2 separate regions of the Homo sapiens genome follow, and region 2 is linked to region 1. The links are chromatin loops, found by intact Hi-C in ENCODE. Cell type or tissue: GM12878. All regions are shown on one strand. Each heading gives the region's core, and the rest is flanking DNA. Links, peaks and the distances in the headings are about the cores only.

Region 1 (5,390 bases), core at 229-5,228:
TGGGCCATTAATGCCAATGGATTATTATTTTGACTGTTATCAAATGTTAAAACATCAAAAACTCCAACACAATTTACTCGCAACCTTTAAGGACCAGATAATTTAAAGAAAATAATTAAAATAAGTTTTTAAAAAATTGCATACTCATGGAAAAGTAACATTTCCCAAAATATTAGGAAGGATCTCAGAATTGAGTTTAACTTCCATCCTACCCCACACCACCTCCACCAACCACCATTTTAGAAATGGTAAAATTAAGGCTCAGAGATATCAAGTGATATACCTACAGCTGTAAAAGTCAGAAACTGAGAAAGCCAGAACTATAACTCACATCTCTTGACTAACAGGTCAGTGTCCTTTTCACCATTCCAAGCTGTTTATTAGTCATTCATAAAAGAGAACTAGTTAGCTTTCTAACACTTGCAAAAGATGTACCAGACACTGTTCTAAGCATTTTACATGACTCATTCAAATCCCTCAATAACTTTATGAGGGGTACCTCATAAATAAGCAGAATGGAGTTAGTAGTACACTTGTCTAATAAGGTTGTCAAAACACAATTTGAAGAAGTAACTTGTTCAACGGCATATCGACAGTAAACTATCAAAGCCAGGATATGAACTTAAATAACTTGGTACCAGATCTTCAGCTCTTTATGTTATGCAGCCCAAGACAATCACAAAATTACAGCAACTCAAAACTCAGGTGAAGACAAGACTGATAACTGTACCAGTTGTTCTCAAAGCATGTGACTCAACAGCAGCAATGGCAACACCTAGAAACTTGTTAAATATGCAAATACTTAGGCCCCAATGCAGACTTATGAATGAAAATCTCTGGGGGTAGGGCCCAGCAAGCTGTGTTTTGTAAGTCCTCCAGGTGATTCTGATTCATGCTAGAATTTGTGAACCATGGTGCTACATAGAAAAGTTGTATTGATATTATTTTTATATTCCCCTAACCCTAACCACATATACTTCCCTAACCTTTCCCAAGATTTTTGGTTAATAACCAGGCATTTTATTCAGAGTTCAACTTTTTTTTTTTCTTTAAAAAGCTTACAAATGAATTCAAAGTTACAGAAGTTCTTCTGGATGGAATATATGAAAAGGCAGAATTAAAACAATCATGTTTTGTTTACTAAGCTGTCAAAGGTAAGACGCTCAATAAAAGAAACCAAAACTCAAAATGCTAGTACCTTGTTTTGCCAGTTATCAGAATCTTTGTTGGATCCATAACTCGACATGCCAAACCTGCTGTATGAATGGTACGCAATGCAGAACTTAGTTGGACAATATATGCCCAAATAAGAGATTCTGGCAATAATCCAGCATGCTGCCTGGGCAATGGTCCCTCGTGCTGACCTATACAGCAAAGAAATCCAAAAAATGACATCTTAAGTAATCAACTAAAAGACTAAAGCATTAACATCAAAATTAGCAAAGACAATTCATGTACACTCATGGCACAACATGTCAATTTATATATGTGTGTGTATGTATGTGTGTAATTTAAGTTTAGTCTATTGCCCAAAGATTCCTGTCCGAGATTATGCCTTTTATATTGATACCAGCAATAGGGCTCTCACTGAAATGCTCTTTTCTGTAACCACTTAATTATTGAATAAAAATTACTTAAAGTAAGAATTTATATGTAATTGTTAACCAAATAAATATAAAAACAGAAACCGTAGAGGTTTTTCTACTTAAAATGTGGCTGGCTAATCCTACCCTGTATTATTGTTTAGGCATGTGAGAGCTGTTCATTGTGTGGCTTGATGGAAATAAAAGTCTCTACCATCACTTATGTTGAATGTTTGTTTTCCTTATATCACTCAGGCCCCTCTACCACAAAGGTGGATTCTATCAACTCATTAAGTGGTTTTTGATAATATTTTCTAGGTCATTGTTAATATGTTGTAAATCAGTAGAAAAGGAGACATATAAATTTAATCAAGATTTTGTAATTATTCCAAGGAATATGACCTTATATTCTTTTCTTTGTAGAGACACTTTTGCTACATTGCCCAGGCTGATCTCCAACTCCTGGGCTCAAATGATCTACCTGCCTCAGCCTCCCTAAGTGCTGAGATTGCAAGCATGAGTCCCTACACCCTGCTGATCTTATATTCATATTGTTGTAAAACAACCTTTTGTGAATCAGTTATAAAAAGCAACATAATTAAATGGTTAATTATGTACTTATAATAAATAGCAAATATGTACTTATGGCTTGGAATAAAATTTCTGGTAAGCAGCACATACAAAATTAAAAATAATTATCTCTCAATTTGGACAGAACAGAAGATAATATACTCTGGAAATATGTGTAAGAAGGCTCAAAAAAATGGGACCGGTAACAAATGCCAAGACAATGTGAAAAATGACTATGAACTGTTTAAATGAAACTATTTAATTAATGTAGTAATAAGGAAACAAGAGTTTTTGCAGCAAACATATAGTGCTTACTGTGTGCCAGACTCTGTTCTAGTTGTTTTACTGATATAGACTCATTCTGAATCTCGTATCAACTCCACATGGTATGCTATTCTTCTCATTTTCTAAATCAATATATTTCTTATACTTTGCTTTTTTTTTTCACTTGTGCTAAGATAATAAATTACATAGTGTAAGAAAATGGTAGGCTTTTATGCATGTATGGTATGGTTAGGGAAGTTACGACTACTCAAACAATATTTTAAACTATTAGAAAAAAGGACTACTTCCTATGAAAATATAAACATTAATATATTAATCAGTGAACACCAAAAACAGAATAATTATGATTAAAAAATTACTGGAAAAGAATGCTATAAAAGAGTGGTTCTCAAAAGAAACCACTCCAGCATTTGGCAACATCTGGAGATATTTCTGGCATTACAATAGGGGTAGAGGGGGATTGCTACTGGCATTCAGTAGGCAGAAGCCAGGCCCTTCAGTCAGAAGAGGCCACTATAAACATTCTGAAATGCATAAGACAGCCCCCACAAAAACTTAAGCAGTTGAGAAACACAGTTATAAATTAAAGCCAACAGTCATTTCACAGGTGTTACTACCAAAATAAATTTGAGCAACAACTATAGTCATCTATAAGAATAGTTGTACCACATCCCCTTCCACAAAATTATGCATGTGTCTACAGATGACATAGCAAAAGGAAAAAAATGACCACATTCTATGACCAGATTTTAAATGTGAAACAGCCATGTAACCACAACTTTCTTTTTTCAACTGTCAGGATGCAAAAAAAAAGAAGTAACAAGTAAACAGAAGTAATATATTTTTGTCTATAATTAGAGTCTTGAAAGGAGTTGTAATCTGAAAGATACTAGAATATGGACTCAAATCTTTCTCCCCTCCTCTTTAATTTTCAAGTCAAGAAAATCTTAAGATTAAAAAGCATAATAACGTGATGCTGCTTTCTTGCCCCCATAGACTGAGACCTTCCCTAAATACATAAATTAATGAATAGACATCTCAAAATGGATTTACTTTTCTCTGAAATCATTTACCCTTTAACACACATTTGTTAGAATTCAAGTATTCTGGTTGTTTGCAAAATCTCAATGATAAAACAATTCTTTAAGTATATATTAGAAAGGGACAAAGAAGAAAATATTTCATGTTTAAGGAAAAGTTACTTAAAATTCTATTTTGAAACCTTAGATTAAGTAACATGGAATCCAACCTTCAAACAAAAGCATTTGTTTAGGGAAATAATTACATAAAGAACAATATAGTCATAATAGGAATCATTAAATTATATTCAGAGAATATAAAAACTATGGGGAAAATACCTATAATAAAGAAAAGATGTAATATGATATAAAAGGTTAAAACAAAAAACAATGCAAAAGGAGACAAAAACAAAACAAAGCAAGATTGAAAAGAAATGTACTAAAAGATTCACAATGGTTGTACTTAGGCAGGGAAGCCAGAGAGACTATTTCTAAGCTATTGAATTTTCCAAGTCACCTTTATTAAGAAAGCATCATATTTTTAAAAGAAAAACATTTTAAAGAGAAAAACAATTTTAACACATTTCCAGTTAAATATCTGATATCTATGTGAGTCTTCAAAAATCTATCTTATCTTAGTAAATATGCAAAAGACATTATTTCCTAACTTCTTGACCATCATCTCCATTTCTTTGACATATTTCTTTTTAAAATGTGATATGGTTTGGCTGCGTCCCCACCCAAATCTCATTTTGAATTGTAACTCCCATAATTCCCACAGTGTTGTGGGAGGGAGCTGGTGGGAGATAACTGAATCATGGGGGTAATTTCCCCCATACTGTTCTCGTGGTAGTGAATAGGTCTCATGAGATCTGACAGTTTTACAGGGGGAAACCCCTTTTACTTGGCTCTCATTCACTTCTCTTGTCTGCCGCCATGTGAGACATGCCTTTCACCTTCTGCCATGATTGTGAGACCTCCCAAGCCACATGGAACTGTAAGTTCATTAAACCTCTCTCTTTTGTAAATTGCCCAGTCTCGGGTATGTCTTTATCAGGAACATGAAAACAACTAGTACAAAATGTAATAGAGTCTTTAAACTAAATGATTACAGGGAAAAATTATACGTATTTTAAAATAGAAAACTACTCTTCCACAGAGCAAAAGCATTAGTCAAAATATAGTTTGCCTGCATCTTTTTCTTACCCCACTTTCTCTTGGTGAAGTAGGCATCAGCATTAGGGTCATTAAAGTGTCTGCTCATCATAGTTTCTCCTCCAGCATGGAAATCATATGCAAACACAAGAGCTTAAAATAAAACACAAACACTCATTACTGAAAGCTGGCTTCAAATAATGAAGCTCACCAGCAGAAAGACAAATTACAAGTTACTCACAGGGCTCAGCAAATGCTTTAGTGGTAAATACTTCACGCAAAGTTACGATATTTGAGTGTTGAATTTTCTTCCACATGTCGACCAACACCATGCACTTTGTGTTAACAAGACGAAAACCTGGAAGACAATTTTTCTACTCCAGTAAACTCTAATTGACGTCTCCTTCATATTCCATCAGAAATGGAAAAAAATTGCCATATTTATACATTGCTCATGAGGTACTAATTTCCAAATAAAAATTTTTAATTCATATATTAAATAATATATTCAAGAAGGTTTGAATAATCTTAGCCTCAATGATACGATTATAAAAGAAGATAACTTATCTTCCTTACCATGTATCCTCCGAAGGCAATATGGCAGATCATCTTTGCTGTTTACAGCTTTGTAGCAAGATGTAATATATCCAAAATTACTTGATTTCTGTATCCGGTTGGGAGGTGGCAGTGGTTCTAGAGGGAATAGGCTATGGTAGCTGTCAACCTCTGTAGGAACTGCTAGAGTAATTCATAAGAAGATGACTTGAAAATACAGGCA
Region 2 (5,390 bases), core at 213-5,212, 440 kb before region 1:
ACAGGTGTGAGCCACTGCGCCCGGCCAGCAGATCAGTCTTAATCGGCAGATTATATAAATAGATCTAGACCTAAAAATTACATGAACTCTTGTTCTCTGTACTGGAATAAGAATTCTAGAGTAAAGTAACCTTAAACTGACCTGTCCATAGTCTACTTTAATTCATCAAACAGAGTTCTACAATTAATTAATTCAATTTTTAGATACAATGAGTTAGGATGCTTGTAGAAAAGGAAGTATTTAGACAGAGTGAAAGTGTTTCCTATTTTAAATTGGCCATTAGCTTTCAGAATCAGCCAGTGATTTTGAATCCTTTCTCTCACAGCCAGGGTGCCGTTCCTTTTCACTATTGTGCCATTCTCTGTTCTACGGTCCATGTTGTCAAAAGTGGTTCGTTCGACTGAACAAGGTGAGTTTAATTTGCTTAAGAAATATGAATCTACCATCTTTACAAACTCAAATCTGTGTACAATCAATGTTTAATGCTTCAGAATATTCTACAGCCCTTTTTATGCACGGATCTCCTTTTGAATAAAGTGGTAAGCTCTGTGAGGGAAAGGCTTACACTCTTGCAAGGGAGCCCCTGCCTAGGGCCTTGTACTTTAGAGAGCTCCCTCGGCTCTGGGCCGTGCCCCGCCCTAAGAAGAAAGGAGCTCTCAGGGCCAAGTGGGAGATGCCCACTGGGAGCTCACCACATCTCCTTCCTTCTAGACTGAACTCTGCCCACCTGGGTCCCTGCAATTCCCAGCCCAGTTCTGGGCTTATGTCCAGTAAGGGCCTGGATGATCCTCTTCCTCAGCCACCTTCTCCTGAGGGTGGACTGTGCCCAGTGTGCTCACCTGTAGACCAAGGAAGGAGCCAAGGGGCGACTCCTTCTAAAGGGTGTGGCTGGACTTTGGAATCACAGGGTGGGGCTGTTCCACACCCTGTAATGACCCTTTCTGAGCAGGGTGGTGCAAGGGGTAGAGCAGAATGGGGGTGGGCTCCAGCTGGGCACCAAGGGCTGAGGGCCAGTTCACCCTGGGCTACCCTGTTCCTACGTGGAATTCTGAAAACGTCTGAGAATCCTAAGTGTGTGCGGGTCTCCTAGATCATTCATTACAAAGGGATATTTTTCACAGTAGGAAGGCATAATATATTTTAGTTAACAGTTTGTTGGCCAGATTTCAAATAACTGACCACTTTTAAATCCTAAGAATATAATATATAGGCCTCTGATAATGTTCTTACACTGGCCCCTACAACTGTCACAGCTGGGCCTGACTCAGAGTCCTGGCAGAAAACGGGGCCCCACTCAGCTGGTTCAATCAAGAAACTTTCATGAAGGCCATTATAGAGAGTGGGCATTGTCGAGGCAGCCAGAGAGATGCCCCAGATAGGAAGCAGAGAAGAAACACCATAACCTTTCTCCCCCATCATCCTTTTAACCAAGTGCAGCAGGAACTCGGGCCAGCAAGAAAGTCCAAGTCATATAATTTGTGGGGTCAGCCTCCAAAGCACAGAGCAGGGTACACAAAGTCAAACAGTTGAAGGGGCAGGCAGAGAATAACCAGGATGCAGCAAAGACAAAAATTAAATTTCCATTGAGAACTAGTTACTAGTTAGATATCAGGCATATGGGCTTGTCCTCCTTCCCTTTTGTATCATATGAATCTTATTAGACATTGGCACTTTCTTTAATGTCATATGTTAGCCCGGTGCTGTGAATGTACTTATTTGATTTATGAATAATTCATAATTATGCTGTTGTATTTTTACCAGTTTAGTCAATACTGGAGAAGGCTACATAATTCAATAAATTAAAAATATATTTCTTCTTTTACTTTCTCTCTTTTTTTTTTTTTTTGAGACGGAGTTTCACTCTTGCTGCCCAGGCTGGAGTGCAATGGTGTGATCTCGGCTCACTGCAACCTCTGCCTCCTGGGTTCAAGCAATTCTCCTGCCTCAGCCTCCCAAGTAGCTGGAATTACAGGCTCCTGCCACCATGCCTGGCTAATTTTTGTGTTTTTAGCAGAGACAGGGTTTCACCATGTTGGCCAGGCTGGTCTCAAACTCCTGACCTCAGGTAATCAGCCCGCCTCAGCCTCCCAAAGTGCTGGGATTATAGGCGTGACCCACCGCACCCGGCCTCTTATTTTTCACTCATAAGATGTAGCTATATATTCACACATCTGTTTATAGATGATGTGATGATGATTGCTTTGAAAACCAATAACAAATGGAAAAATTTATATAAACTATGTAAAAATCTATCTGCTTCTTTGGACTATGCAATAGTTTCTTAGATATGACACCAAAAGCACAAGAACAAAGGAAAAATTGATAGATTAGACTTCATCCAAAAACTTCATTCAAAGTTTGTCCTTTGAAAAATTTTTATGTTTCAAAGGACAACATCAAGAAAGTGAGGCCAGGCGCAGTGGCTCACATGTGCAATCCCAGCACTTTGGGAGGCCAAAGCGGGTGGATGACCCGAGGTTAGGAGTTTGAGACCAGCCTGACCAACATGGTGAAACCCCGTCTCTACTAAAAATACAAAAAAAAAAAAAAAAAAGAAAAGAAAAAGAAAGAAAGTGAAATGACAACCGACAACCCACAGAATGGGAGAAGATATTTGCAAATTATATTTGTCTGAGCAGGAACTCGTATCCAGCATATTTAAGAACTCTTAAAATTCAACAACAAAAAGACAACTCAATTTAAAAATGGGCAAAGGATTTGAATAGAAGATATACAAGTGACCAATATGCGCATGAAAATGCTGGATATCATTAGCCATCAGGGAAATGCAAAGCAAAACCACAGAGTGGGCTGGGGTGGCCAAAATAAAATAGGCCATAGCAAGTGTTGATGAGGATGTGGAGAAATTGGAGCCCTCATACACTGCGAGTGGGAACATAAAATGGTGCAGCAGCTGTACAAAGCAGTTTGGCAGTTCCTCAGAAAGTTAGTTGCCTTATGACTCAGCAATCCCTCCCCTACTTACATACCATGAGAAGTGAAAGCATATGTCCACATAAAATCTTGTTCATGGCAGCATTATTCATAATAGCCAAAAAGTGAAACCTATGCAAATGTTCATGAACTGACAAATGGGTAAACAAAATGTGGTTTATCCATCCAGCAAACTGCTCTTCTGCAATAAAAAGAAATATCGTTCTGTTACATGCCATAACATGGATGAACTATGAAATGATTATGCCAAATTTAAGAAGCTAGTCACAAAAGGCCACATATTGTCATTTAAATATGATTCTGTTTACGTGAAATGTGCAGAATAGGCAAATCCATAGAGACAGAAATTTGATTAGGGCTTGACTGGGGCTGGGGAAGGGGAATGACTACTTATGGGTATACAGTTTCTTTTCGGGGTGATGAAAATGTTCCACAGATAGTGGTGATGGTTGCACAAATCTGCAACATACTAAGAACCACTGAATTGCAGACTTTAAAAGGGTGAGGTTTGTGGGATGTTAATTATATCCCAATAAAGCTATTGGGAAAAAAAATTTACCTGCTTTGACTTAGAGCTAAAATAGAGCTGTCAAGAGGTATAGTTTATTTTTGTTTATATTTGGTTTAGTTTATAAAGGCTTTTTAAAATTTTTTTTATTATACTTTAAGTTTTAGGGTACATGTGCACAACGTGCAGGTTTGTTACATATGTATACATGTGCCATGTTGGTGTGCCGCACCCATTAACTCGTCATTTAGCATTAGGTATATCTCCTAATGCTATCCCTCCCCCCTCCTCCCTCCCCCCACTCCACGACAGGCCCCGGTGTGTGATGTTCCCCTTCCTGTGTCCAAGTGTTCTCATTGTTCAATTCCCACCTGTGAGTGAGAACATGTGGTGTTTGGTTTTTTGCTCTTGCGATGGTTTGCTGAGAATGATGGTTTCCAGCTTCATCCATGTCCCTACGAAGGACATGAACTCATCCTTTTGTATGGCTGCATAGTATTCCATGGTGTATATGTGCCACATTTTCTCAATCCAGTCTATCATTGATGGACATTTGGGTTGGTTCCAAGTCTTTGCTATTGTGAACAGTGCCACAATAAACATACGTGTGCATGTGCCTTTATAGCAGCATGTTTTATAATCCTTTGGGTATATACCCAGTAATGGGATTGCTGGGTCAAATGGTATTTCTAGTTCTAGATCCTTGAGGAATCACCACACTGTCTTCCACAATGGTTGAACTAGTTTACAGTCCCACCAACAGTGTAAAAGTGTTCCTATTTCTCCACATCCTCTCTAGCACCTGTTGTTTCCTAACTTTTTAATGATCGCCATTCTAACTGGTGTGAGATGGTATCTCATTGTGGTTTTGATTTGCATTTCTCTGATGGCCAGTGATGATGAGCATTTTTTCATGTGTCTGTTGGCTGCATAAATGTCTTCTTTTGAGAAGTGTCTGTTCATATCCTTATAAAGGCTTTTAAAAAGTCATCTCCGCCAGGTGCAGTGGCTCACATCTGTAATCCCAGCACTTTGGGAGGCCGAGGTGGGAGGATCACTTGAGACCAGGAGTTCAAAAGCAGTGTGGGCAACAGAGGGAGGCTCTATCTCTACGAAAAATAAACATAAAAATAAAAAAGTCATATCATACTGTTAAATATAGTAATATTTTAAAATGTTTACATTTTGGCATTTCTTATTTTGAATTACGGTAACTGTGAATTGTGACTTCATTATTCTAGGATACTTACTTTGTTCTTAACTGCAAACTAAACAATCTTTTGGATGATGTCAACATTTCTATAACTAAATGTATTCGCATCCTTCATTATTATTTAAATTGGCCATTTTGTGAAAATATTAGGCACTTTAAATAATCAGAGGAGTGGGGAAATACTGCCGAAGTTTTCAGTTGGCTCTCATTATTTCTATTATCTTAAATAAGAAAGGTAAGAAAGTGGAATTCTGGTAATTATTTTGCAATCTCTGCGCTCTGCACCACTGTGAACTCATAGCTGAAGCTGCCTTGGACTATTTTACCTGGGCATCACCCATATACTCCTTGTTATTATAAATTGGGAGACAGTAAAACAGACTTGATTTTTGAGGTCTATTGCATTAAAAAAAAACAGAATTTAGAAGATGAACTCAGTTGTACTTATCCTTTAATCCTGTTTTATCTCTGGCAACTATTAAACAAGTCGAACTGCTCAGAGAAGTTGGGCAATAAGCTAAAGCTACTTCATAATAGTATGGTTCCATCAGAACAGATGGTGCAGTGTCTGACCTATTTCCCATCAAGAATAGATTAAAACTCTTACATAATAGAACTAGTACTGTGCAGTCTGTTTTCCATAGCACTATTCCTGGCTGCAGAAAGAGATCAGAAATAAAAGAAAATAATGTAGTTAGACAAGTAGAAGAACAT

The links. Hi-C counts contacts between places; a loop is a spot of excess contacts. Peaks named below come from ENCODE experiments on the same cell type or tissue, not always from the same donor. Only the 100,000 strongest peaks of a DNase experiment are listed, where the experiment ranks them.
Region 2: it touches region 1 in a loop (4-fold over the local background); 1 of 110 quality-filtered maps calls a loop at or near these places.

Annotation. Positions count from the first base shown.
Region 1 is chr13:28,266,675-28,272,064 of GRCh38, reverse strand. It overlaps PAN3 (poly(A) specific ribonuclease subunit PAN3), which reads right to left. Exons shown (of 19, transcript NM_175854.8): 10 at 5,189-5,350; 11 at 4,854-4,970; 12 at 4,664-4,765; 13 at 1,199-1,364; 14 at 1-84. Among named protein-coding and RNA genes, the nearest start is that of PAN3-AS1, 130 kb to the right of the region's middle. In GM12878, for the core only: no CTCF peak of the experiment used is centred there; a DNase peak (open chromatin) is centred at 3,154; H3K27ac peaks cover 1,111 bases.
Region 2 is chr13:28,705,779-28,711,168 of GRCh38, reverse strand. It overlaps SLC46A3 (solute carrier family 46 member 3), which reads left to right. Exons shown (of 6, transcript NM_181785.4): 4 at 326-409. It overlaps LOC124903143 (a long non-coding RNA gene), which reads right to left. Exons shown (of 3, transcript XR_007063738.1): 3 at 3,537-4,572. Among named protein-coding and RNA genes, the nearest start is that of SLC46A3, 10 kb to the left of the region's middle. In GM12878, for the core only: no CTCF peak of the experiment used is centred there; a DNase peak (open chromatin) is centred at 2,978; H3K4me3 peaks cover 622 bases; H3K27ac peaks cover 1,184 bases.